6 separate regions of the Homo sapiens genome follow, and all the other regions are linked to region 1. The links are chromatin contacts, found by Hi-C or POLR2A ChIA-PET in ENCODE. All regions are on one chromosome and are shown on one strand. Each heading gives the region's core, a stretch centred on a gene start or an enhancer-like site at or near the end of the contact. The rest is flanking DNA. Distances are from core to core; before and after follow the strand shown.

The links. Hi-C counts contacts between places; a loop is a spot of excess contacts on that map. ChIA-PET counts read pairs that join two places held with the same protein, here RNA polymerase II (POLR2A). Pooled maps may share reads with other maps.
Region 2: a pooled map shows a loop between it and region 1 (4-fold over the local background). The contact joins the enhancer-like site here to the promoter of SYF2 in region 1. A Hi-C loop is called at or near these places in 4 of 37 single-sample maps with no recorded cell type and 5 of 50 pooled maps.
Region 3: a loop to region 1 is called in a pooled map, with 15 times the contacts of the local background. The contact joins the promoter of SRSF10 here to the promoter of SYF2 in region 1. A Hi-C loop is called at or near these places in 1 of 168 maps with a recorded cell type or tissue (CD4-positive, alpha-beta memory T cell), 2 of 37 single-sample maps with no recorded cell type and 9 of 50 pooled maps. POLR2A ChIA-PET finds 5 or more read pairs at or near these places in 2 of 52 experiments (CD4-positive, alpha-beta T cell and naive thymus-derived CD8-positive, alpha-beta T cell).
Region 4: a map of naive thymus-derived CD4-positive, alpha-beta T cell shows a loop between it and region 1 (5-fold over the local background). The contact joins the promoter of PNRC2 here to the promoter of SYF2 in region 1. A Hi-C loop is called at or near these places in 1 of 168 maps with a recorded cell type or tissue (naive thymus-derived CD4-positive, alpha-beta T cell), 1 of 37 single-sample maps with no recorded cell type and 10 of 50 pooled maps. POLR2A ChIA-PET finds 5 or more read pairs at or near these places in 5 of 52 experiments (CD4-positive, alpha-beta T cell, activated CD4-positive, alpha-beta memory T cell, activated naive CD4-positive, alpha-beta T cell and 2 more).
Region 5: a pooled map shows a loop between it and region 1 (3-fold over the local background). The contact joins the promoter of IFNLR1 here to the promoter of SYF2 in region 1. A Hi-C loop is called at or near these places in 4 of 37 single-sample maps with no recorded cell type and 5 of 50 pooled maps. POLR2A ChIA-PET finds 5 or more read pairs at or near these places in 1 of 52 experiments (CD8-positive, alpha-beta T cell).
Region 6: a loop to region 1 is called in a pooled map of heart left ventricle, with 6 times the contacts of the local background. The contact joins the promoter of DHDDS here to the promoter of SYF2 in region 1. A Hi-C loop is called at or near these places in 1 of 37 single-sample maps with no recorded cell type and 9 of 50 pooled maps. POLR2A ChIA-PET finds 5 or more read pairs at or near these places in 1 of 52 experiments (naive thymus-derived CD4-positive, alpha-beta T cell).

Annotation. Positions count from the first base shown.
Region 1 is chr1:25,230,699-25,234,319 of GRCh38, reverse strand. It overlaps SYF2 (SYF2 pre-mRNA splicing factor), which reads left to right and starts at 1,818. Exons shown (of 7, transcript NM_015484.5): 1 at 1,818-1,876; 2 at 2,109-2,216. The coding sequence starts at 1,853. It overlaps LOC124903881 (a long non-coding RNA gene), which reads right to left and starts at 1,731. Exons shown (of 2, transcript XR_007065555.1): 1 at 1,641-1,731. RefSeq lists enhancers at 1,361-1,610, 795-1,708, 1,851-2,000.
Region 2 is chr1:24,202,146-24,205,791 of GRCh38, reverse strand. It overlaps LINC02800 (long intergenic non-protein coding RNA 2800), which reads right to left. Exons shown (of 3, transcript NR_027087.2): 2 at 3,193-3,328. Among named protein-coding and RNA genes, the nearest start is that of LINC02800, 3.7 kb to the right of the region's middle. Within about 2 kb of position 2,216, at least 5 of the 41 ENCODE cell types and tissues checked have a DNase peak (open chromatin) inside an H3K27ac peak, as active enhancers do.
Region 3 is chr1:23,978,131-23,981,931 of GRCh38, reverse strand. It overlaps SRSF10 (serine and arginine rich splicing factor 10), which reads left to right and starts at 1,605. Exons shown (of 6, transcript NM_054016.4): 1 at 1,605-1,741; 2 at 3,115-3,219. The coding sequence starts at 1,677. RefSeq lists enhancers at 1,281-1,330, 397-1,387, 1,341-1,670, 2,101-2,150, 1,388-2,378.
Region 4 is chr1:23,958,243-23,962,326 of GRCh38, reverse strand. It overlaps PNRC2 (proline rich nuclear receptor coactivator 2), which reads right to left and starts at 2,499. Exons shown (of 3, transcript NM_017761.4): 1 at 2,329-2,499; 2 at 1,193-1,398; 3 at 1-887. The coding sequence starts at 869. The coding sequence ends at 450. RefSeq lists enhancers at 2,233-2,502, 3,403-3,462, 3,641-4,084 and silencers at 2,703-2,812, 3,223-3,322.
Region 5 is chr1:24,185,579-24,189,203 of GRCh38, reverse strand. It overlaps IFNLR1 (interferon lambda receptor 1), which reads left to right and starts at 1,915. Exons shown (of 7, transcript NM_170743.4): 1 at 1,915-2,013. The coding sequence starts at 1,956. RefSeq lists a silencer at 1,653-2,142.
Region 6 is chr1:26,430,482-26,434,451 of GRCh38, reverse strand. DHDDS (dehydrodolichyl diphosphate synthase subunit) reads right to left here and starts at 2,131. Exons shown (of 9, transcript NM_205861.3): 1 at 2,076-2,131; 2 at 1,444-1,561. The coding sequence starts at 1,506. LOC124903883 (a long non-coding RNA gene) reads left to right here and starts at 2,215. Exons shown (of 2, transcript XR_007065557.1): 1 at 2,215-2,479; 2 at 3,334-3,697. RefSeq lists enhancers at 1,812-2,301, 1,839-2,375, 2,402-2,461, 2,532-2,591, 2,376-2,912.

The DNA of each region.
Region 1 (3,621 bases), core at 569-3,068:
AAAATAATTTTCATATATTCCTCTTATATCCAGCACCTTACTTATCTTAGTAACTTTAGCACTGTTAGTAATTCTGGCATTGCCTCTCTGCTGAGCATGTAAGAGTAAACAAGATGGGTGGACTCTGCTGTTCTCCAGTAATAACGCTGATGAGAAAAATAGAAAATCAACAGACAAAAATAAAACTTATGCAATTGGAGAGAATTAAAATAGTGTCAAATGACAGTACTAAAAGTGAGACAGGGTAGTCAGGGAAGACCTGCTTCTATTTTTAAAAATTTATTTTTATGGCCAGGCACAGTGGCTCATGCCTGTAATCCCGGCACTTTGGGAGGCTGAGGTGGGCAGATCATGAGGTCAGGAGTTCGAGACCAGCCTGGCCAACATGGTGAAACCCTATCTCTACTAAAAATACAAAAATTAGCTGGGCATGGTGGCAGGCACCCGTAATCCCAGCTACTCGGGAAGCTGAGGCAGGAGAATCGTCTGAACCCGGGAGCCGGACGTTGCAGTAAGCCGAGATCGGTGCCACTGCACTCCAGCCTGGGTGATAGTGCAAGACTCTGTCTCAAAACAAAAAAACAAAAAAAAATTACTTTTATTTTTTAATTTAGAGACTGATTCTTACTTTGTTGTCCAGGCTGGTCTTGAACTCCTGGGCTCAAGCAATCCTCCCGCCTCCGCCCCGCAATGTGCTGGGATTGCAGCCATGAACCACCACACCAGGCCAAGGGCAAGACCTGCTTCTTGGAGAAAGTGACAACACCTTAAGCTCTAAATGGAAAGAACTTTCCACTCATGGGAATGAATGGCACTGCAGGTTTTTCCTGCTTACTGCAGACAAAACCAATTCACTGAAAAGTGCTACTGCAGTATACAGTTGTATTAACCTGAGGCTGGCCTCAGGGAAGAAGGGTTACCACTCAAGTAAGTTTTCCTGAAGGGTCAGCTCAGAGGTTAGGGTATTTCATAGTTTGGTGTGGGCAGGGCACTAGGGAATGGATGCTGCTGATTGGTTGGAGATGCAATCACAGGGGTGTGGACTACACTCCTCAACAGCTGAGTCCGCCTCTTGGGGGAGGAGTGGGACAGAAGAAGCGGTTGGGTCATGGGTCACGAGTCTGGGTGGGGTCAGTTAGTTGCCAGAATGCGAAAGTCTGAAAAATGCCTCAAAAGACCAATCTTAGGTGCTACGATAACGTTATCTACAGGAATAATTGGGGAAGTTACACATCCGATGTCCTCCGAAACAATGGCTGGTTATCGTTTACTACATTTTAGCAGAATTCTCCCCTCATAATCCTAACCTCCCGGTCTTTCATTAGTTTTATAAAGGCAGTTTCAGCCCCCAAACAAGGAGGGGCCCTGTTTAAGGAAGGGACTATGATCATCCTTGCTTAAAAGTTAAACTATAAATTCTCCCATGGTTAGCTTGGTTTATGCCCAGGAATGAGCGAAGACAGCCGGCCTGCGAGGCTAGAAGCAAGATGGAGTGAGCCATGTTAGATTTCTCTCACTGTCTTTGCAAAGGCGGTTTCCAGGAACAGCGTGCAGAATAGGGGGCTATCAGGCTCCTTTTGGTCATTTCTTCCTAGCCGTCCGATTCTGAGCTCTTCCCAACCCTTTTCTTGGCGACTTACCTCCCGCTGTCCTGGCCCACGCTACTTTTCGCGGCTGCGCAAGACCCTACGCAATCCAAAATATTTCATAGCTAAAAGGGTCCCAACTTCCGGAGACCTCCCGGAAGGGGCGGGGCTTATGGTAGCCCATTCGTACGTATCGGCCCGTTTGTCTGAAGGTTGACGGAAGTGCTCTATCTTGTTGCCGGAAGTGGGAAGAGAGAAAGGTTGTGATGGCGGCTATAGCTGCATCCGAGGTGAGTTCCACCCACCGTACACCGGGGGTTTTGTTGGTGAGGGTTCCGGGGAGCGGCCTGGAGAGAGGTGGAGGCGAAGTCTAGTTTCGCTTCAGGGAGGCTCAGACACTGTGGGGTCAAGTCGGCGGTGGAGGCCCTAGGCCCAGCCTGTGGGGACCGGCGGGGACTCGGCCTGGGCAGTCCTGGGAGAAGCTGAGCCGGCTCTGCCTGAAGCCAGTTCTCCTTGTCGCAGGTGCTGGTGGACAGCGCGGAGGAGGGGTCCCTCGCTGCGGCGGCGGAGCTGGCCGCTCAGAAGCGCGAACAGAGACTGCGCAAATTCCGGGAGCTGCACCTGATGCGGGTGAGTAGTCTTGGAGGCCGGCTTAGATCCGTCATCTGGCCAAGCCTGTGCGCTTTTGTAGAGGGGACGAGGAAGCCACACCACTGCGTCTGACAGACCAACAGAGCAGGATCATCTGAGAGGAAAGCTCTGTTCGGTGGTACTCAACCCTGGCAGCACATTGGGATCATTCTGAGAACATTTGAAAATATAACTGTTCACTCCAGCCCCTCTCCCACCCACATCCAATTTAATGTATCTGGGTTAGGTTTGGGAGTCTCCATTACTAACAACCTCCCTGCTCCGTGATTCCAACAAATTCTTCATTTTACCTAGGGAAATATGTAGAGCTAGAGACAGGAAGAAACTTGTCTAGTGTCAGTAAGAGACCTGGTTCACTTTAAAAAATAATAATCTTCTGTCAGAATCTGTTTGAGTGAAAAGAAAATAATCATCTGTTTTTGGGACTTCTGGGGGAAAAGAATAAAAAGAAAATAAAAAAAATGGCAAACTTTTGAAAGTCTACAGTGTGGTAGTTCAGCCAGTTGATAGGGAATCTGATGTTTAAGTGCCCTGGAGGTGCAGAGGAGGAGAGAGGAATGCAGTTTGTGGGTCTCCAGGGGGTGCCTCATGTAGTAGGTGACACCTAAACTACTGTTTGAAAGCCAGACAACTAAAGGAGTTAGAGAAAGAGATATCCAAGCAAAGGGAACAAATTCAAAGAAAGAGAATTTGTATTAGGGATAAGAGTCCAGCAAATAGCTTGCTGCAGTTGGAGCAGAGAAAGAGAAAAGCAGCCCCTGTTTCACCATGGAGTGACCTGACAGCTAGGCCATGGTTTCACAAAATCCCAAAATCACTCTGACTGTTGTAGTGAGACAAAACAAAGAAGACTTTTCAAATTACAAGAATGACCACATATTTCTTTCTTCTGACTAACACCAGTGACTGTTATTAACAAATACAGCATTAGTCTCACTCCGTTACTTCTGCCTCCTATATAAAAATGTAAGATACTGGGCCGGGTGCGGTGGCTCACGCCTGTAATCCCAGCACTTTGGGAGGCCGAGGAGGGCGGATCACAAGGTCAGGAGATCAAGACCATCCTGGCTAACACGGTGAAACCCCGTCTCTACTAAAAATAGAAAAAATTAGCCGGGCGTGCTGGCGGGCTACACGGGAGGCTGAGGCAGGAGAATGGCATGAGCCCGAGAGTCGGAGCTTACAGTGAGTCGAGATCACACCACTGCACTCCAGCCTGGGCGACAGAGCGAGACTCCATCTCAAAAAAAAAAAAAAAAAAAATCTAAGATACCTAATTGTAGAAAGCCCCTGCTTTCTGACAGTACCCAATCCACATCCTTAACCCTCCCCTCAGTCACCTGATACAAACCCAAATCCTGGAACAAGCCCTTCCTAACACCCT
Region 2 (3,646 bases), core at 967-3,466, 1.0 Mb after region 1:
TAAGCCTAGTATGTGACACCCTGCAAAGGGTAGGTGCTCAATAAGGGGTAGTTACCAACATGACAGGGGCTGTGTTGAATAAAGCTCCCTGCACAGAAGGCCGGCTTTGCCCAGGTTTGCCCTCTGCCTGTTTCTAGATCTTAATTCCAGTCCTCTCTGCATGACCTCGGCAGGACCTGCCCTACCCTTCTCTGGTCCTCACTTCCCTCTCCTCCGATATGGGGTCGCAGTCCCTATGTCAGCTGCTTCCCAGGATCAAGTGAAAGCCTTTGGACCCAATAAGGAGGGTTCCCCTAGGGCACAGAGGGACAGGCTTAGCAACGATTTTCAAACTACATGTCACAATCCATTATGAGTCTTGTAAGACATGTAGTGGCTGTCGCCAGAATTTTCTTTTAATTGATTAGAGGGCATCTTGCATAGTAAGGATATGTTTTTACTTTGGGAAATTTTTATTTCAGTTAAATATCGATACATATGTTTCCTAAGTCATAGGAACACATATATCAAAATGTTTTTCTTCCTGTGGGGAGAGCAACGCTGCAAAGCAACTGGTAATGGTTAAGAACACAAGCTCTGGGGTCAGAAAAGTTTAAGTTTGGGTCCTCACTCTGCCCCTATTAATGGAGTGACGCTGGGCAAGTTACGTTAGCTCTCTGTGCCTCAGTTTCCTCTTGTGTACAAAGGGGATAGAAATAACACCTACCGGCCAGGTGCAGTGGCTCATGCCTGTAATCCCAGAGTTTTGGGAGGCCAAGGTGAGAGACTTGCTTGAGGCCAGGAGTTCAAGACCAACCTGGGCAACATAGCAAGACCCTGTTTCTACAAAAATAAAAAAAAGTTAGCTGGGGCTGGGTGCAGTGGCTCACATCTGTAATCGCAGCACTTTGGGAGGCCAAGGCAGGCAGATCATTTGAGGTCAGGAGTTCAAGACTAGCCTGGCCAACATGGTGAAACCCCACCTCTACTAAAAATACAAAAAGTAGCCAGGTGTGGTGGTGCCGGCCTGTAATCCCAGCTACTCGGGAGGCAGGAGAATCCCTTGAACTGGGAGGTGGAGGTTTCAGTGAGCAGAGATCATGCCACCACCCTCCAGCCTGGGTGACAGAGGAAGGTTCCATCTCAAAGAAAATCAGCTGAGCATGGTGGAGCATGCATGTATTTTGAGCTACTCAGGAGGCCGAGGTGGAAGGATTACTTGAGCCCAGGAGGCTGAGCCTGCAGTGAGCTGTGACTGCACCACTGTACTCTAGCCTGGGCAACAAAGCAAGACCCACTCTCTAAAAAAATTAAAAAGAAAGAAAGAATACATACCTCATTAGTACTCAGAACAGTGCTCGGCACGAGGCTTAGTGGGAGTCAGACTCAGAATGAGGAGGAAGGCAGGCCTCAGAGGGGGTGGCCTCTGTAAGTGGGAGTGGGGTCTGCTGCCCCCTCCCCAGTGCAGAAGGCTGTTCTGGCCCAGCCCCAGCACCCCTTACTTTACAGATGAGAAGCCCGAGGCCCCGAACCAGAGAGCGACTTGTCAGTCACTGAGAAGCTGGAGCCTTCCGCCTCCCAGGCCAGGGATTCCCACCTCTTACTGCCTCTTGGTCTCGACAGAGTACTTGACCCTTCGATGTCCTCTCTGTAAAATGGGGGCAGTAAATAGTTGACCTCTTAGGGTTGACTAAATGACATCCTTGATGTACAAACAAAGTGCTTGGCACAGGGCAGGCCCACAGTAAGTCTAATGAAATGTTAGCAGTTTTTACTCACAATATATTGTTCAACAAAAAAGGCAGGTTATAAAACAATATGTACAGTATGAGCTCATTTTGTATAAGTGAAAAAAAAAAAAAAAGGCATGTGGTCTGCGAGCACCTCCCAAGCAGCTCACAGTGATCATTTCTAGGTGCGTGAGTGGGTGGGGGTCGGGGCGGCGGGGGGGCGCGTTACAGGTACGTCTTTGGTTTTTGTTTGTTGCAGCCAAAGTTTCTAGTTCTAATTATTCTACAGCTAATGTGTATTGTTTTTATGTAAAGGAAAAACAGAGGTATTTTTAATCACCATAAATAAGAACGACTATCCACCTCAGCTGACTCATGCGATGTCCCCAGGCCAACACGTGGGCTGAACCCAGGCCGCCTTCCACCGAAAACCACCAGGTGTGCCATTGTGGTTTGGGGCACCGGCACACCAAGCAGCGGCCTGCTTTGCATTTTCTTTTTCTTGTTTGTTCACAGTGACAGCTGATGACCCACTGGTGGCATTCCGTGTAACAAACACATGCCAAAGATTGCAGATTTCGTAGGCAGGAGGGAGGGAAGGAGGGAGGGAGGGAGGCAAAGGCACGCTGGAGTTTATCAAGCAATAAGTCCTGGCATCTTCCTTATGCAAAACCCAGGCTGGGAGTGGACAGTGATAAGGGCTAGGGACAGATATTCTGTAGGCTGTGGATGCCACGCCAAGAGGAAGAATGAAGGGAGGGGTACATGGAAGGAGATGGTGGCTGAGGCAGGAGGGCACGGGGAAGAAAGGGAGGTGGTTCAGAGGCTGCTCCCCCACCTGCTGGGCCCTTTCCAGGGCCTTCCCAGAAGTTCACCTGATGCTAAGCAGCAGGGGTGTGTGGGCAGCAGGGGTGTGTGGGCAGCAGGGGTGTGTGGGCAGCAGGGATGTGTGGGCAGCAGGGGTGTGTGGGAGGTGGGGATGTATGCCCTGGCGGGGGATGGGGGAATCAGGAAAGAGATTCTATTTGGCCAAGAGAGGGATATTGAGGCTATAGAGGGCTGGAGAATCATGTTCAACGGTGAGTGTGGGGAAAGATGGATCCAAGATGGACCCTTTTAAAAAGACACGTGCTTTAGGGAGCCTGTGGTTTCATGGGTCTCCACAAGCATCCAGAAATCTGTCCTCTGACAGCACCCTGGCTGCCCATCCCCTATCACAGGGTAGGTAGAACTGTCTATCTGTTATGATCCACAGCAGCCATCCCCCAGCCGAGCCCCATCTCAGCCTCCTGAGGCTCAGCCCCCATCTCCCCGTCTCGAGGCCCAGCCCGTGTCTCAGCCTCCCGAGGCTCAGCACGGTCTCCCTCCATCTTAGTCAAGCCCTGTGCCCAGCACAGGGCCGAAAGACAGAAGATGCCCACTGAGCCCCCAGTGAACACCTGAGTCTGAAAGATGAGTGTGGTCTGAGTGGCGAGTGACTCACCTGTGCCTGAGGCTTAGGAGACCCACCTCCCAGGTTCCCTTTAGCTCGCTGTGATCTGAGCTTGGGAGCATCGTGGAACAGGTCCCTGCCTTTTATTCCATCTGCACAGCAGGGTTAGTCCTGCCCGGCTCCATCTCTGAAGAGGAGGAATCAAAAAAAGGGATTTTACAGAGTTGAGGGGGAAGAGAGAGGGCGCAGGAAACCTATTCCAAGCTGGCATGTCCTGCACGTGCCTGCTGGCTTTGGGGAAGTTGGCGGCCGCTAGGGGCCTGGACAAGAAGGAAAGGTTGGCCAGGGCCTGGGTTGCCAGATTCAGCAGCTTGGCTGGAGGCTATAAGCAGGAGGAGGCCAGGAACTGGATCTGAGAAGAGAGGACCAGTCCCAGGAAGAAAGCTGAGACACTGCTGTCTGGGAGGAGCCAAGAGCTTGGTTTATTGTACCAGGAAGAAAAGTC
Region 3 (3,801 bases), core at 356-2,855, 1.3 Mb after region 1:
GCCCAACATTTTAATAAATTAAGCATGCAAATCTTGGGAAACAAAAATTTAGAATAGCTCTGCTACAGAGTGCTACAAACTATCATCACCTGTATCGAATCACTTAATTGTCTTAGATGCTGATTGACACAAAAATAATGCCTTTATGACTTTTTATTAAATAAAAGTTCATTTAATTTAACAGTACTTGAGTCCCTGCTACCTGCTTGGCACTGTGCCACACGCTGGAGGCATTCCAACTGAAGTCTCTCATCTCCAGAAGTTGACTCTTATCGAGCAGGAAATGGCTCTCAAAAGGGCCTCCAAAATCAAAACCATACTAAAGATTATTTGCTATTTTCATGCTCATTCTCTTACAAACGTGGAGTTTTCCAGAGGGTACATGATGTGTGATAAAGGGTAGTGGAGTGTGTCAAAGTTTTCTCTATTTTTTTTTTTTTTCTTTTTTGAGACGGAGTCTCACCCTGTCGCCCAGGCTGGAATGCAGTGGTGCAATCTCGGCTCACTGCAACCTCTGCCTCCCGAGTTCAAGCGATTCTTCTGCCCCAGCCTCCCAAGTAGCTGGGATTACAGGCGCGCGCCACTACGCCTGGCTAATTTTTGTATTTTTAGTAGAGATGGGGTTTCACTGTGTTGGTCAGGCTGGTCTCAAACTCTTGACCTCGTGATCTGCCCGCCTCGGCCTCCCAAAGTACAGGGAGGGATTACAGGCGTGAGCCACCGAGCCCAGCCGAAGTTTCCTCTATTTTAAGTTCTCATTAACTATTTATTAATAGGTATAACCCACACTTTTTTTAAAAAAAGCTCTTTGGAATCTTCCGTAATACACAAGAATATAAAGGCGTTCTGAGACCAAAAAGTTTGAGAACTGCTGCAATACAGGTCCGATGCATACCCAGGAAGCCGTCAGCAACAAAGAATACACTACAAATGACCACAGTCATGAACCTACAGTGTGAGGTTTGGTCCCACCCAGGTTGGGAGCCAAATGCGTGACTAAGTGGAGATGGCTAGGGTGTGGGTGAGGGGCAAAGGCAGGCTGAAAACACTGGAGAGACAGGCCCAGCTCTGCGCAAGGGCACACACCTCCTTCCTTTACACACTCAATACAAGCTGTAAATCCTTCTTTCGCAGGTCAGGGCATAACCTGGACCAAACGGGAAATTTAAGGCAAAATAAAAGCAGGACATTAACTTGGACCAACCGGGAAATTTAAGGCAGCCTCTCTGAACTAAATAGTTTAAAAATCTGTCCATTTAGTAGTAACCGCAAAGTTTGGCCTAGAGACTAAAACATCTGCTTCCTGATTTGGGGGTGGAGATGAAGTGGAGTGTAAGGTAGAAAACGGCGGGAAATGAAGACCTAAAGAAAGAAAGAACAGGCTTGGGGGAGGGTAAGAGGCACCGCAAGAAGCCAACGAATGACACCGACGCTGAGGCGCGTGCGCCAGCCCTCCGCATGCGCAGGCGGACGCCTGGTGTTCTCGCGGGAAAGAACCGTTGCGCCCGACTTTGCGCGGAGGTAGGAGGGGGAAGTGGAGGCGGGAGTGAAGTCTCGCGAGAAGAGTCGGTTGCCGTAGCAGAGCCCTCTAGCTGTGTGTGTCTGAGGCTCGGCCGCCTGAGCCGCGGACGGTTTGCTGAGCCCGTTAGTGCGCCCGGCCGAGACACGCCGCCGCCATGTCCCGCTACCTGCGTCCCCCCAACACGTCTCTGTTCGTCAGGAACGTGGCCGACGACACCAGGTAGGTACAAGGCAGGTACTCCGGGCCTAGGCGGGGAGGCCGCAGGCGCCTGGAGAGGACCCTGGTGGTGGCGGCACTGGGCCGGGGGAGGGGACGGAGTGAAGATGGCGGGTCCCGCGCCCGCTTTGGCGCCGAACTAGGCCGCGCAGCGGGCCTCAGCCGCCGCGTGGGAGCGAGGGCGGCGCCTCTGCCTTCGCCGGGCCGCGTGGCGGGGTTTTTCGGTCCCCCTCCCCCTCCGCAGTTTGCAGCCCCTTTCTCCCTGCTTCCTGCCGGCGCGAGCAGCCCCCCGCCGCGGCCTTTCCGCGACCCGACGGCCGCCCCCCATTGATTTGAAGTTCACATTCTTCGAGGTTCACGCCCCCTTGGCCCAGAGATTTTTTTTTTTCCCCAGCCAAAAAATAGTGAGATGAAATAACGGGATCGAGGGAGAGGAATGTTGCTACCATTTATCTTTGTTGTTGTTGCCGTTGTTAATATTTGGGGGTTTTAATCAGTTGGAGGTGTTTGGAGAAAGGGAGCGTTGAGATTTGGGGAGTTAGATTTTTCCAGTTAAATGTTGCGAGTAGTTTTTCTTATTTCCTGGAAATTCTGGTCACCCTTTGAAAAGGGAGGTTTGGGAAGCGTCAGTCATTAGGACGTTGACAGCTAAGTTAGATTAATTCAGACGTACCTTAAATAGGCTTTGTTCTCACCATTCCCTTGTTTCGAGTTGCCTTCAGATTATTTTGGAAGAGTTCTTACTACAAGATGAGGCTTTTTATTTCACAAATAATGAATCTACACACAGAAAATAAGTGGTTTGGGTTTTTGGTGTTTCGTGGGGGTTTTTTGCTAGCTTTGTGATTTGCTTTTGTCTTAAATTTAAGAAGGAAAGAAAGCAATAATTCTTTCCATAAATAATTCTTTCCATAATTTCTAATAGTTACGTTAGCATCTAGAGAAATTTTCTCTTTACGTCATCTTGACACTTAACTATTTAAGAAGTTCGATATTTGTGACTTTTTCAGACCATATTTATCTACTGTTAAGTGTGTAAATCTGTCGCTAAAATTGGGGAGTAAAAATAAGTGCTTGGTATTTTTCAGAGTGCTAGAGTCGATTTGATGCTGTAAAAGTAAAAAAAAAAAAAAAAACAAGGCTTATATACAACCTAATGCTGCTGTACCTTTTATGAAAAATGACGGCTGTAGATAAAAATAAGTTGTGGTCATTCCCTTGTACCATACATATGTCTGCTGTTGTCCTGTTAATGTAAACTGCATTTTTATCTTCCAAATTCTTGGATCCTAGCTTTCCTTCATCAAAAAGATATATTGCCTATACATCTTAAGGACTTGGACATAAAAATTTGAGGTCTTTTTATGATGTTTTAGGTCTGAAGACTTGCGGCGTGAATTTGGTCGTTATGGTCCTATAGTTGATGTGTATGTTCCACTTGATTTCTACACTCGCCGTCCAAGAGGATTTGCTTATGTTCAATATCCTTTCTTCAGATGGCTGATTAGTGAGGGGTGTTGAAGTTTGAAATTCAAGTTTATGTAAGTGGTAACATCTAAAAAGTAGTTCTTTTTGTCCTCTAATAAATGTCTGTCTTCAAATTTTTGAAAATTAATTCTGACTCACACATTGCTCTCGTTATTAAAGTTAATCCAAAAATGGTAAAATATATAAATTCCCATTCATGCTTCTGAAACTCATATCGATGATTATATATGTGATTTAAATTTGAATGCACTCTGGTTGCTACTACCTTTAATGTAAGTCCTTTAAAAGTTAATATGTTCTTGTGCTTAGCAATTAAAATTTGGTATTCTTGTTTGTTAATTTGAATCACTTGATCAAAAACAAATTGTATAACAATGAGGTAAACTTCTTTAATATTGTCCCCTAATTTGCTGTCCTCTGTTGTTACCTCAGAGAATGTAAAGCTGTACAGTTATGGCGACCCCAAAGAGAAAGCATGAAAGAACCTTTAGAGTAGAGTTCAACACTTAAGGCAAGTAGACAAGCCAAAGACCTCTTAAGGATCAGGCTTGAAGAGAAGGGAGAGTTTGGGAAAA
Region 4 (4,084 bases), core at 1,250-3,749, 1.3 Mb after region 1:
TCACATTTTCTTTCAGCAGTGCATCAGGTTAGCATATTACTGGTTTGGGTGTTTCTAATATACTAAACCTTCAGATGTTTACCTAATTCTGAATCCTTGTGTTAGCTAGAAGCTTATAATCCGATTCACCAACTTTCAACAATCTACTGGTCCATGAATGATAAATTACTGTCTTCCCCTAACAATAGAAAAAGCTGATTCCTTTACCACTCCCCAAATCTAAACTTGGTTTCCACTTAAAAGTTACTCAGTTGAGAACACTTAATATCAAGTACAATCATTAGTTTAAGTTGCACTGATACTACCATTATATCACAGTGCACACAACACGAGATGGTCTATTTTTTTTACATTAATTAGTTCTACACAAATAGATTCCCTAGCGAATTTGTTTCAGACCAATTGACAACTATCCGTGAACATAACTAAATTTAAACATTTGTCTTATTTTATACCTGTACTTTAAGTAAGGTTTTAAGTTGAAATGTCATTATTTCCTTATCTGAAGGATTAAAGGAAACAGGGACCCAGTGGCTTGGTGGTTTGGGAAGAACACTTGGTGATGGCGGCTCACTAAATTTGGCACCAGCATAGTTCTGATTAGCTTGAGATTTAAAAAGTAACCTGGGACCTGATAAGCTAGAATTCCAACTTTGATTATTTGGAAAATTTTTGTTCTTCCCCCCATTTTGCATGGCCTGCCAGGCAGCTGCTGATGAGTTATAACCATGTCCTCTTTCTTTTTTCTTATGAACAATCTTCATCTGGGAATTCTGTTCCTTGGTCTTCTGTCTGTTAAGCTGTTGTTGGTTCTTACTAACATTTCTAGATTGAGGGGCTGGAATGTTATACCTCTCTCCACCACCCATCTTCAGCTTCTTTGTCACCTACAAGTGAATGGAAACAAATATTGAGTAAAATTCCATTAAGAAAAGTTCAAAATCTTTAAGAAGCTTCTATGGCTCCAACTTATAACTCCAGATATTTTGGACAAGACTCAATAACAGGCTATTCAGCTGCTTTAAACTCAAAAAAGCAAGCCGTTCAGACTTCAATATATGCACAACCTTTATTGTTATACCTTCCCTAAGAAAAATGAGCTTACCCACAAATCTACATAATCTATTTTAAAATAAAAACAATTGGTTTAGGATGGTTCCATCATAAAATGTTTGCCCATTATGATGATTACCTTTCAGTCTGCTTTTCAGATTGCAGGATCTCCACTACCTGTCCTCTTCCTTGCTGCCAAGCCCAAGATAACAAGTGTTGCTTTCTGACAGATCCCTTCCTTTGTCTCAATACAGAAGTTTTCATGGGCCGATCTGCTGAGTTCAGCCTAGGAGCTGAGGCCAACATCTGAGTCTCCTCAGCACACAAGTTTGAGAGAAGTCCTAGCTAGAAAAGTAAAGATTACTTCATTATTTCAAAAACACGTTGAGAAAGTGATCATTTAGATTTACTACGAAAATCGTTGACTGTAAAGAAGGCTACTTCCTGAACTAAAAGGTAGAAAATTTCTCGTAAGATGGCTTTCTTTGACCTTATAACCACGACCATTTAAAAAAACTCTTCACCCTTGAGATCCAGTCACTCCTGGGGAATTTTTGTAAGTGTCTCCAAGTCCCGCAATAAGTTTTATCTTTATCTTTTTCCTGGGAAAGACCTTCAGATTCTCTCGCGTATAAAATCAAGGAAGTGTTAAATGTTGAGTCATATCAAAAAATTGGCTTCAGGCGGATTTTCTAAAGAGACCGTGTTTTTAAACTCCCACCAGAATTTTCCAATCTTTCCACACATGTCACATCCATTTTCAGTCTCTTGGAACATGTAGACATCACGCAGTGTTTCCTTTGGTTATGAACGCTCTCGCCTCCTCCCCGTCTTAAAATAAGTTCTCACAAGCCCTAACAGTCTAAGCCCATCTTAAATATATAAAAATGTCTCCCTAGAGGGAACAGCTTAACTTTCAAGGTTTGGTTTTAATTTGATGTTCCAAGAAAATAAGTTACCAAATAGTTAAGCCCCCTCCTTTCAAAGGGGTAAGAGAGCTTTCCAAACAGATAAACAACCCTAAATAAATTGCCATTTCCGGACTGTGAGTAATTCCCAACTCGAACCCGGAAAACGCCTCCTCCGACGCCACAAGGGCTTGGCTTCCCAGTGGCCCCATCTCTCCGGAGCCGCAGGGGTCGCGGCGCTGCGACCGCCCGTGACCGCCCGCGCCCGCCCGGGTTACCCGGATCTCGCCTCCGCTCGCCTCCTTCCTCCAACAATGGGGAGCGCGGCCACCAACATGGCCGCGCCCTTAGCGCAGCCGCTACTTACTGACTTCAAGCTCGGAACTAACGCGGCAGCGGCTCCCTCTCGACGTCGAAGCCTCCCTCCCTTTCCAGGGAGAGACGAGGCACGGACCGACAAAGCCCACGAACACCGATGAGCGAGCTGCCGGCCACCCCAGCTTCTACAACCCGACCTTCTCCTTCTGCCTCTACCGACAAAATGGAGTCGGCAGCGACTGCAGAAGCAGGGCCGGGAGGCTCCGCGGCCAATCAAAACACGACAGCGCGGGCCTGGCCAATGAGAAGCGGGCCGCCGCCTGTTGCTGGGGCTGGCCGGGGGCGAAGGCGCGGAGGTGGGGCTGCAGAGGGTTTGAAATCTGCCCGGGGAGGAGGAGCATGCCGGGAGTAACTGCTCGGTCCACCGGTGTCTTAGTCCTTTCTCCGGCGGCCTCTCCGCGCCCCTGGCCCGCCGAGGCCCCGGCCGCTAGCTCTCGGCTCTTCCTACCGCTCGGCTCTCGTGCGCGCGGGCTCGCCGCCCTTGGGACTGCCCTGGGGGAAAAGACTGACCGGCGGGGGACGTTTGGTTCTCGAATTAGGGCCACTGAGTCCTGTAGCCTGTATTGACAGATGGAAGATACTCCGGAAAGCCTCTTGCCAGGGCGCAGCCCCCTCCCGCCTCGGGCCTCGGCTTCTGGGTCGCCTCTCTCCCACACCCACAACTCCGCGTCCGAAGCCGGCGCCTCCCCGCGGTTCCCTCCAGTGCCCCCACCCTCCAGCCCCGCAATTACTCAAAAGTTGCCTCCCTGTGAAGGCGGTTCAGACACACGCGGGCAAGTCAGTCACTTCCTGCTTGGTGGCCCCATTGGTCCTTAAGTTCAATTAGAGCCCTTTACGCGCCGTGTTACCGTTTCCTGTGGCTGCAGCTCTCCCCACCCACACACCCTCGAGGGCCACAACCGGTTAGGTTTTGTTTCTCTGAGCACAGCGCCTTCGCGCGTTGTAAGTGCACAGTAAGTTTGCTGAAAGAATGAGGACTGCTCTCCTCCCCTTTCTGCCCCACTTGTAAGTGAAAAAGGGGAAGAAAGAGAATATTGTTCAGTTGATTATGCCAGCCAGATGCAGGTAAGGGGAAAATGGCAATTTCTTTGGAGTAAATGTATAAGTAACCCAATGTGAATCTTTTAAAAGAGCACTAATTTCAATGAGCGTGAATAATTCTGGGCCAAACGGTACAAAATCAGTCTCATTCACAGTTTGTTCGTGTATACACATATATACCCAAGTTTACGTTACAGAATTTATATTTACCAACTTTTTATAAATCTCATGTAATTCGTTATTTTTGAGACGGAGTCTCCTTCTGTCGCCCAGGCTGGAGTGCAGTGGCACAATCTCGGCTCACTGCAACCTCCGCCTCCTGGGCTCAAGCGATTCTCCTGCCTCAGCCTCCTGAGTAGTTGGGATTACAGGCGCCTGCCACCACACCCTCCTAATTTTTGTATTTTTAGTAGAGACAGGATTTCATCATGTTGGCCAGGCTGGTCTCAAACTCCTAACCTCACGTGATCCGCCCGTCTCAGCCACTCAAAGTGCTGGGATTACAGGCGTGAGCCACCACACCCGGCCTGTATTTCGTTTTTTAATCTTCAATTTTTTGCCACCGTTATCCCCCACTTCCCAATCCAACCCAAATTCCTATATTCTAGCCATTGGATCTTAAGAAAAGTTACTGCATCTTACGGGATGCAGTTTGTTAATCTAATTTGATAAAAGAGGTATTTTTGAGCATAGGGACTTTCTGA
Region 5 (3,625 bases), core at 666-3,165, 1.0 Mb after region 1:
AGGAAGGAAAGAAAGAAAGAAAGAAAGAAAGAAAGAAAGAAAGAAAGAAAGAAAGAGAGAGAAAGGAAGGAAGGAAGGAGAAAAGAAAGTCAACAGTCAACATTTCAGAGATCCCAAGATACCAACACTGACCGTGCCTGCTGCTCTTCCATCCTCCTCCACCCTGCGCCTTTGAGGTGGAATTGCGTCCTCTGTGAGCAGGGCTTTGTTAAGAGATCCTAATTAAGGCCAGGCACAGTGGCTCATGCCTGTAATCCCAGCACTTTGGGAGGCTGAGGTCACCTGAGGTCAGGAGTTCAAGACCAGCCTGCCCAACATGGTGAAACCCCATCTCTACAAAAATTAGCTGAGCATGATGGCAGGTGCCTGTAATCCCAACTACTTGGGAGGCTGAAGTGAGAAAATAGCTTGAACCCAGGAGGCGGGGTTGCAGTGAGCCAAGATCACACTATTGCATTCCAGCCTGGGCGACAGAGCTTTTGTCTAAAAAAAAAAAAAGAAAAAAAATCCTGATTAAGCAGAAGCCTTGATGCTAGTCCCAGAAGCATCCTGAAATTTCCAAAAGAAATTTCCCCCGCGGTTAAACTCAGAGCAACTTTTGGACCCACCAAGCTCTGTGAAAATCATTTTCTCTTCCAAAAACTGATGGGACCAAAGCTGATCCCAGTTTCAAATAATTATCAAAAAATTGGAAACGAAATATGATCAGAAAAGAAGAAAGTTGAAAAAGAAAATCCTCATCACCCAAAGACAACAACCATTAATATTTTGGTAATTATTATTCCAAATATCTTTCTATGCATACAGACAGACTCACACACACACACACACACACACACACACACTTTTTTTTTTTTTTTTGAAACTGAGTTTCACTCTGTCGCCCAGGCTGGAGTGCAGTGGCGCGATCTCGGCTCACTGCAACCTCCGCCTCCTGGGTTCAAGCGATTCTCCTGCCTCAGCCTCCCTGATAGCTGGGATTACAGGTGAATGCCACCACGCCCGGCTGATTTTCTGTATTTTTAGTAGAGACGGGGTTTCACCATGTTGGCCAGGCTTGTCTCCAACTCCTGACCTCAGGCGATCCACCCGCCTCACCCTCCCAAAGTGCTGGGATTACAGGCGTGAGCCACCGCGCCCGGCTACACACACACTTTTTTAATGGGCCTATGTTTTAGCACTCGCTTTTCTGTTTCTCAGTGTGTTGCAAACACCTCGGTGTCGATACACACCATTCGGCAACGTCCTCCTAAAGGGCCGCATAATATTGCGCGTCGTGGCGTGTGCCTTACTGGGAAGCTACTGCTGTCCAGGTGAACACCACAGCCTTCGGGGTCAGAAAGACAGCTTTCCCCAGAACAAGCACCTGAAGCTCTGGGGCCTGCCGCTCCCCGGGAGAGAAGTACGTGGAGAAGGGCAGCACGGATCCGCCGGGATCCCCGGGGGCATTAAAGGGAATCGCGTGTGTAAGGCGCGGAGCTCAGCATCCGGCTCAGAAACGCGCTCGGATCCCGCCAATGGCATTGAGGCCGCGTAGCCAAACCGGCCTTGAACTCTCCCTAATCCTGCCAAAATGGCCCGTCCTGGAGCACTGGACTGGCCGTGGGTTATTGATCATCAGCCGGTTTCTTCCCCTCCCCTGCCCTTCCCCCGTGCACGGATTTACTGATTTTTTTTTCCGGGAATTGAGTAAAACAAAACTAAGTGCAGATGAAGCAGAGGTACGGGCGAGTTTCGAGCGCGGGGACCGGCGCGCTCCCCCCCCCCCCTCCCCCCGCGGCGGGGCTGTCCCCAGGGACCTTCTCAGTGAATCCTAGGCGGCAGGGACGGGCCCGCGGCTCTGCGGGCCATTGGCTGCCGACTGCGTCACCTGCCCGCGGTGGGCTAGGAGACGGGAGGCGGGAGGCGGGAGGCGGGGACCTGGGCCCGGGCGGGGACGCCGCGGCAGGAAGGCCATGGCGGGGCCCGAGCGCTGGGGCCCCCTGCTCCTGTGCCTGCTGCAGGCCGCTCCAGGTAAGGGCGCGGGGCCGCGGGAGGGAGGGGGAAGAGGGCTCCCCGGGCCGGGCCGCGCCTACCCTCGGACCCGGAGCTCCTGGGACAGGCACGGGGTCCGCAGCCACCCGAGCCGGGTGCGAATCGGCCCTGCCTACGCGCCCCCAGTTTGCTTCTTCCCAGGACTGAACAGAACCGGGTCTTTGATATTCCTCTCCCGCAGGAAACGAATCCAGTTTCCTAATGCTTCCAGCTTCAGGAGAACTGGAGAAAAAAGACAGCGGCAGTTTGATACTGCATATTTTTTAATAAAGTGCTTTTTAATGTTTCCTAAAGAAAGCACTGATCCCTGCGTGAAAACCACACTTGACCCTAAAGTGTGGACAGCAGGGAAAGTGGGACCGATTGATGTCCCTTCCCGTTCCTGCCAGGCCTCTGGTGGGACGGAGCTCTGGTCGCCTGTGCCCTGCTTTCTAACAAGACGGCTTTCTTTTGGTGGTGGTTGTTGTTTTGTTGTTGTTTTGTTGTTGTTGTTGTTGTTGTTGTTTTCCCACCTCTACTGATGAGTAAGGTGTCAGGTACAAAATTCCTCGCCGTAGGACCCAACCACCAAACCTCACCGCCCACGACTCCAACCGAAGCAGGGAAGAGAAGGTCCAGAAATCGCCCCCAGGATATTTTCCTAGTCTTGGACTCACAGTTTAAAGAGCTGTAAAGGTCCCTGGGCATAATCCAATCATCATAAAAGCCTATATTTATTCAGCAACTTCTTTGTGCCAGGCACCGCATTATTCTGGAAGCCTCACGACCCAGCCATCCTCGGAGGTAGATATTATTTTTACTTTTCCGATGGGAAAACTGAGGCTCAGAGCAATTCAGGGAATTCCTCAAGAAGGATGGCAGAGGTGAGGCACACAGAAGAGAGAAGAGGGGCTAAAGCAAGCCTGGCTAGCTTTTGCCTCCAGGGTAGGCACGTGGGACAGGCTGTCCATCCACTGGGTCACTAGGCCAGCCAGGGATGCTCCAGCCCCCAGTGCCCACAGCAGCGTTCTCTGTGGCTGATGAGGGACCGTGTACCTGTGTGTGGAGGGAGGGTGGGGTCTTCTGTTCCCCTTTCACTGTCAAACCCAGACCTTCTTGTACTTTCACCTGATAAGTATTTAATATACACAACACTAACTATGGTGTGATGATTTAGGAGTAAGTACAGCCAGATCTAAGTTCAAATACTGGCTCCCACACAAACTGACTGTGTAGCCTCAGGCAAGTTAGTTAGCATCTGTCTCTGAGCCTAGCGCCCTTTCCATGGAAGCAGAATGAATGACACCTACCCCATAGGGTGGTCTGTCCCAAGGGTGATTGAGGTTTTACATGTAAAGAGCCAAACTAGTGCCTGGCATCCTTTGAAGGCTTCATAGAGGAAAGTTGCTCTAACTGCTGTTTTTCTCATGTGACCTAGCTCGAATCTGGGGACTGTCCTGCCCATAGGATACCTTACAAGTGGCTTGCAGACAGCCTGGTCTCCTGCTGGTCACCCGTTAGGAAGTCCAGAAGCTGGGAGTAGTAATAGCACTAGCCTCGTGGTGATACAGTCCCAGCTAGAGGACACAGGATGAGGTGGAAGCAGGCACCC
Region 6 (3,970 bases), core at 882-3,381, 1.2 Mb before region 1:
CATACCACTGCAGTGGTTCCCCAAGGAGATACTTCCCATTTCCTGGACTGCTTGAGATCACTTGGCATTTGTTTGTGAGCATGTGTGGGGCTTGTATAAAGGTTACTGACTCATAAATTCATTACTACCTGCTGCTTGACAGCCTGTGGTTGAAAAACAAAACCAAGCTGACTGGCCCCAATCTCAAACCTGTCTTAGGCAGATATAATATTGCTGTGATTCCTAGAGAAAAAGCTGAGGGAAGATTTGGGGAAGATAGGAGATAATAGTCTTCAAATGTCTGAAAGACAATCCTAATAATAATTAAGAACTGCTAGACATTATGCTAACTGCTTTATATTAATGTCTCATAAATTCTCATGATAATTCTACAGTTGTTAAAGTCACATGATTACTAAATGATAGAACTGGACTTTCAGGCCAGGTGCAGTGGCTCAGTCCTATAATCCCAGCACTTTGGGAGGCTGAGATAGGTGGATCACCTGAGGTCAGGAGTTCGAGACCAGCCTGGCCAATATGAGAATCCCATCTCTACTAAAAATATAAAAATTAGCCATGTGTGGTAGCATATGCCTGTAACCCCAGCTACTTGGGAGGCTAAGGCAAGAGAATTGCTTGAACTTGGCAGATGAAGGTTGCAGTAAGCCAAGATTGCGCCATTGCACTCCAGCCTGGGCGACAGAGCGAGACTCCATCTCAAAATAAAAAAAAGAACAGGAATTTCACCCATGTTTGTCTGCGTCTAGAGCCCAAACTCTTTTTTTTTTTTTTTTTTTGAGACAGAGTCTTGTTCTGAACTCTTTTTTTTGAGACAGTCCCGTTCTGTCACCCAGGCTGGAGTGTGGTGGCACAATCATGACTCACTGCAGCTTTGACCTGGGCTCAAGAAATTCTCCCACTTCAGCCTTCCGAGTAGCTGGGACTACAGGTGCACACCACCAAGCCCTGCTATTTTTTTAATTTTTTGGAGAATCGGGGTTTTGCCATGTTGCCCAGGCTGGTCTCAACTCCTGAGCTCAAACAATCTGCCCACCTCAGCCTCCCAAATTGCTGGGATTACAGGCGTGAGTGACCGGGCCCAGCTCTACTGACAGATCAAAGAATATATCAAAGATTAACCTATTTAAATCAAGAAGACAGTACATGGAACAATGGATCAATGTTCCAGGGAAACAAATTTCAGTTCTCTATAAAGAATACTTAGCAGTCTAGGCTGCCCAGTGACATTAAGAGGCCTGGGCTTCCAGAAAATATCAGAGTTAGGACAAAAGTCTACCAGAAATGTAGACCTGGAAGTTACCATTCTAAGACTCTTTGGTTTCCTTGCTAAATTCCACTTAACATCATGAATTGCACTTAACATCATCAACTTTAATAACAGGTTTTTATATAAGATTATCCAACTGACCAGAAGGCCAACCGGTGCTCTGGGCCATTGCTCACCTTTATGATGTTGGCACAGAACCGCTCCCAAAGTGACAGCTCTCCTTCCTTGATCCATGACATAGTTCTTTTCCAGTCAGAAGATCACTCCAGAACAAGCAAACACCAGCCAGGTAATCTTGGATAAACAAGAAAGAAAATAAGAAGTCACCAAGGTTTGCGAAGAGCTATAACTGACTTCTGGGGAATCAGATGGACTATGGAGAGCAGCCAGCATTAGAATCCAAAGACACTGGTCTAAGCCTATAATCTTTTACCACCCAGAGTTTTATAACGCAATGTGACCTCTGGAGGCAAAAGCCTTTCCTCGGTTCTCCTGGCTTTGCAGACTTCTTCCCATTCCCATTTCCTCCGTATCTGCACTGACTTCTTCTGAACATCTAAGTCGGTTTCCTGCCACATCATGGTGCCCACATCTTGATCATTCCCCGTTTCTTCCTTCTCCATCTTCCCCTAAGCTGTTTCCAACTCTGTGCTCCCAGTTACTAACTCCTTCAGTTATCGCACGCCTAGTACTTCACGCCTCAGTGGTCTCCTGATTATTCCCTCAGTCGTCCCTTTGCTTCTCCCGCAGCTGCTCCCCGCCCAGTCACCCTCTTCTCCTCTAGTTCACCCCTTCAGTTCAGTGGCACCTGATTAGCTCCGCTGGGCGCGTCCCCACGGCTTCAGTGGGCCGGCACTTCCTCATGACGTGGCGCTGGCAGAACACGTCATCTTTGGGCGCTGCGACACGCCCCTTCCGTCACCCAAACTGAGGGGACCCTGCCCTGCGCCTGCGCCTGCGAGCTAGTGGGAGGGCGGTTCTCAGTCCCGCGGGGTGTGGAAGCCGGCGCGGGTGAGAGCCAGGCTCACGTGACCGAGCGGGGCGGGAGGCTGGGCTCCAGGCCACGTGCTGGGAGACCAGCTGGGGAAGACAGGGTTGAGCCCAGCGTTGGGAGCGGAGGCGTCTGGAAAACGCGCCAGGGAAATGAGCCAGGGGCAAGAATCGAGGCGCTTCTCGGCCGTCGAAGGCAGCTTAGGACTGCTGAGAGACTGGGTAAGGCAGCGTCCTTACCTTGGAATGCCGCAGAACCGGGCTTCATTAGAGCACTGGTGCATACTCTTAAAAATTATCTCGTTACCGTTTCGTATTTTATTTAGTGGATTTAATCGTCTGGGAAGGAGTTTCTAGCCGCAGCCAATCTTACAGACGCGCAGAATATTAATCTATTTTGTGCCGACTTAAGGCACGCATATTTTAGGATTTGTGGATTCCCAAGACCTATCCCAACGAACTCAAGAGAAGGGGTAAGGCCAGAAAGATTTCTGCCATAAGAATGACTTCTAGGCCAGGCGCGGTGGCTCACGCCTGTAATCCCAGCACTTTGGGAGGCCGAGGCGAACGGATCACCTGAGGTCAGGAGTTTGAGACCAGCCTGACCAACATCGTGAAACCCCGTCTGTACTAAAAATACAGAAAATGAGCCGGGCGTGGTGGCGGGCGCCTGTTATCCCAGTTACTCGGGAGGGTGAGGCAAGAGAATCGCTTGAACCCGGGAGGCGGAGGTTGCGGTGAGCCAAGATCAGGCCACTGCACTCCAGCCTGGGCAACAGGAGCGAAACTCTGTCTGAAAAAAGAAAAAAAAAAAAAGCATGACTTCTAAAATAACAGAAAGGTGCTCGCTTTGGCAGTACATAAATGAAAATAACAGAAATTAACCCTGGTAGAAAAGTTAAGGGCATTAGCTCTACTGAACCTTTACGAAAAAAAGGGTTGCAAGAATTCTAGGCTCACAAAACAAATTTGTAGTTCAATTTTCTCAAAATTGAAAGAGGAGGAAAAAATTCTTTACAGATTCTTATACAACCAGTATTATTTTTATTTATTTATTTATTTATTTATTTATTTAGAGACGGAGTCTGGCTATGTCGCCCAGGCTGGAGTGCAGTGGCGCGATCTCGGCTCACTGCAGCCTCCGCCTCCCGGGTTCAAGCGTTTCTCCTGCTTCATCCTCCTGAGTAGCTGGGACTACAGGCGCGTGCCACCAAGCCTGGCTAATTTTTGTATTTTTAGTAGAGACAGGGTTTCACCATTTTGGCCAGGATGGTTTTGATCTCTTGACCTCGTTATCTGCCTGCCTAGACCTTCCAAAGTGCTGGAATTACAGGCGTGAGCCACCGCGCCCGGCCACAACCAGTATTTCTTGCAAAGCATAATACAACTTTATGTAGTATTATGTTTTGAGTGGAATAAAAATTCACAATTGTCAAAGAACCTTTTTGTCGCATTTCATTTTACAATATTATTAAAGAAATGAGGCAAGGAAGAGATGTTTTATTGGCACTTTCTAATTGATTATGTCTTCCACTCTTTCTAATGAAAGGGGTTATTTTAACACAGCAACATGATGAAAGAAAGCCCTAGAGATGAGTAGAAATGAATAGTGTTGAGCTTTTCCATCCTTCCTGCTTTGCAGCCTGGGGAGTAAATTTCAGTCCAAGTTACTTCATTTTGCAGCAAGACAATTTAATGAAGTCCACTAGTAGT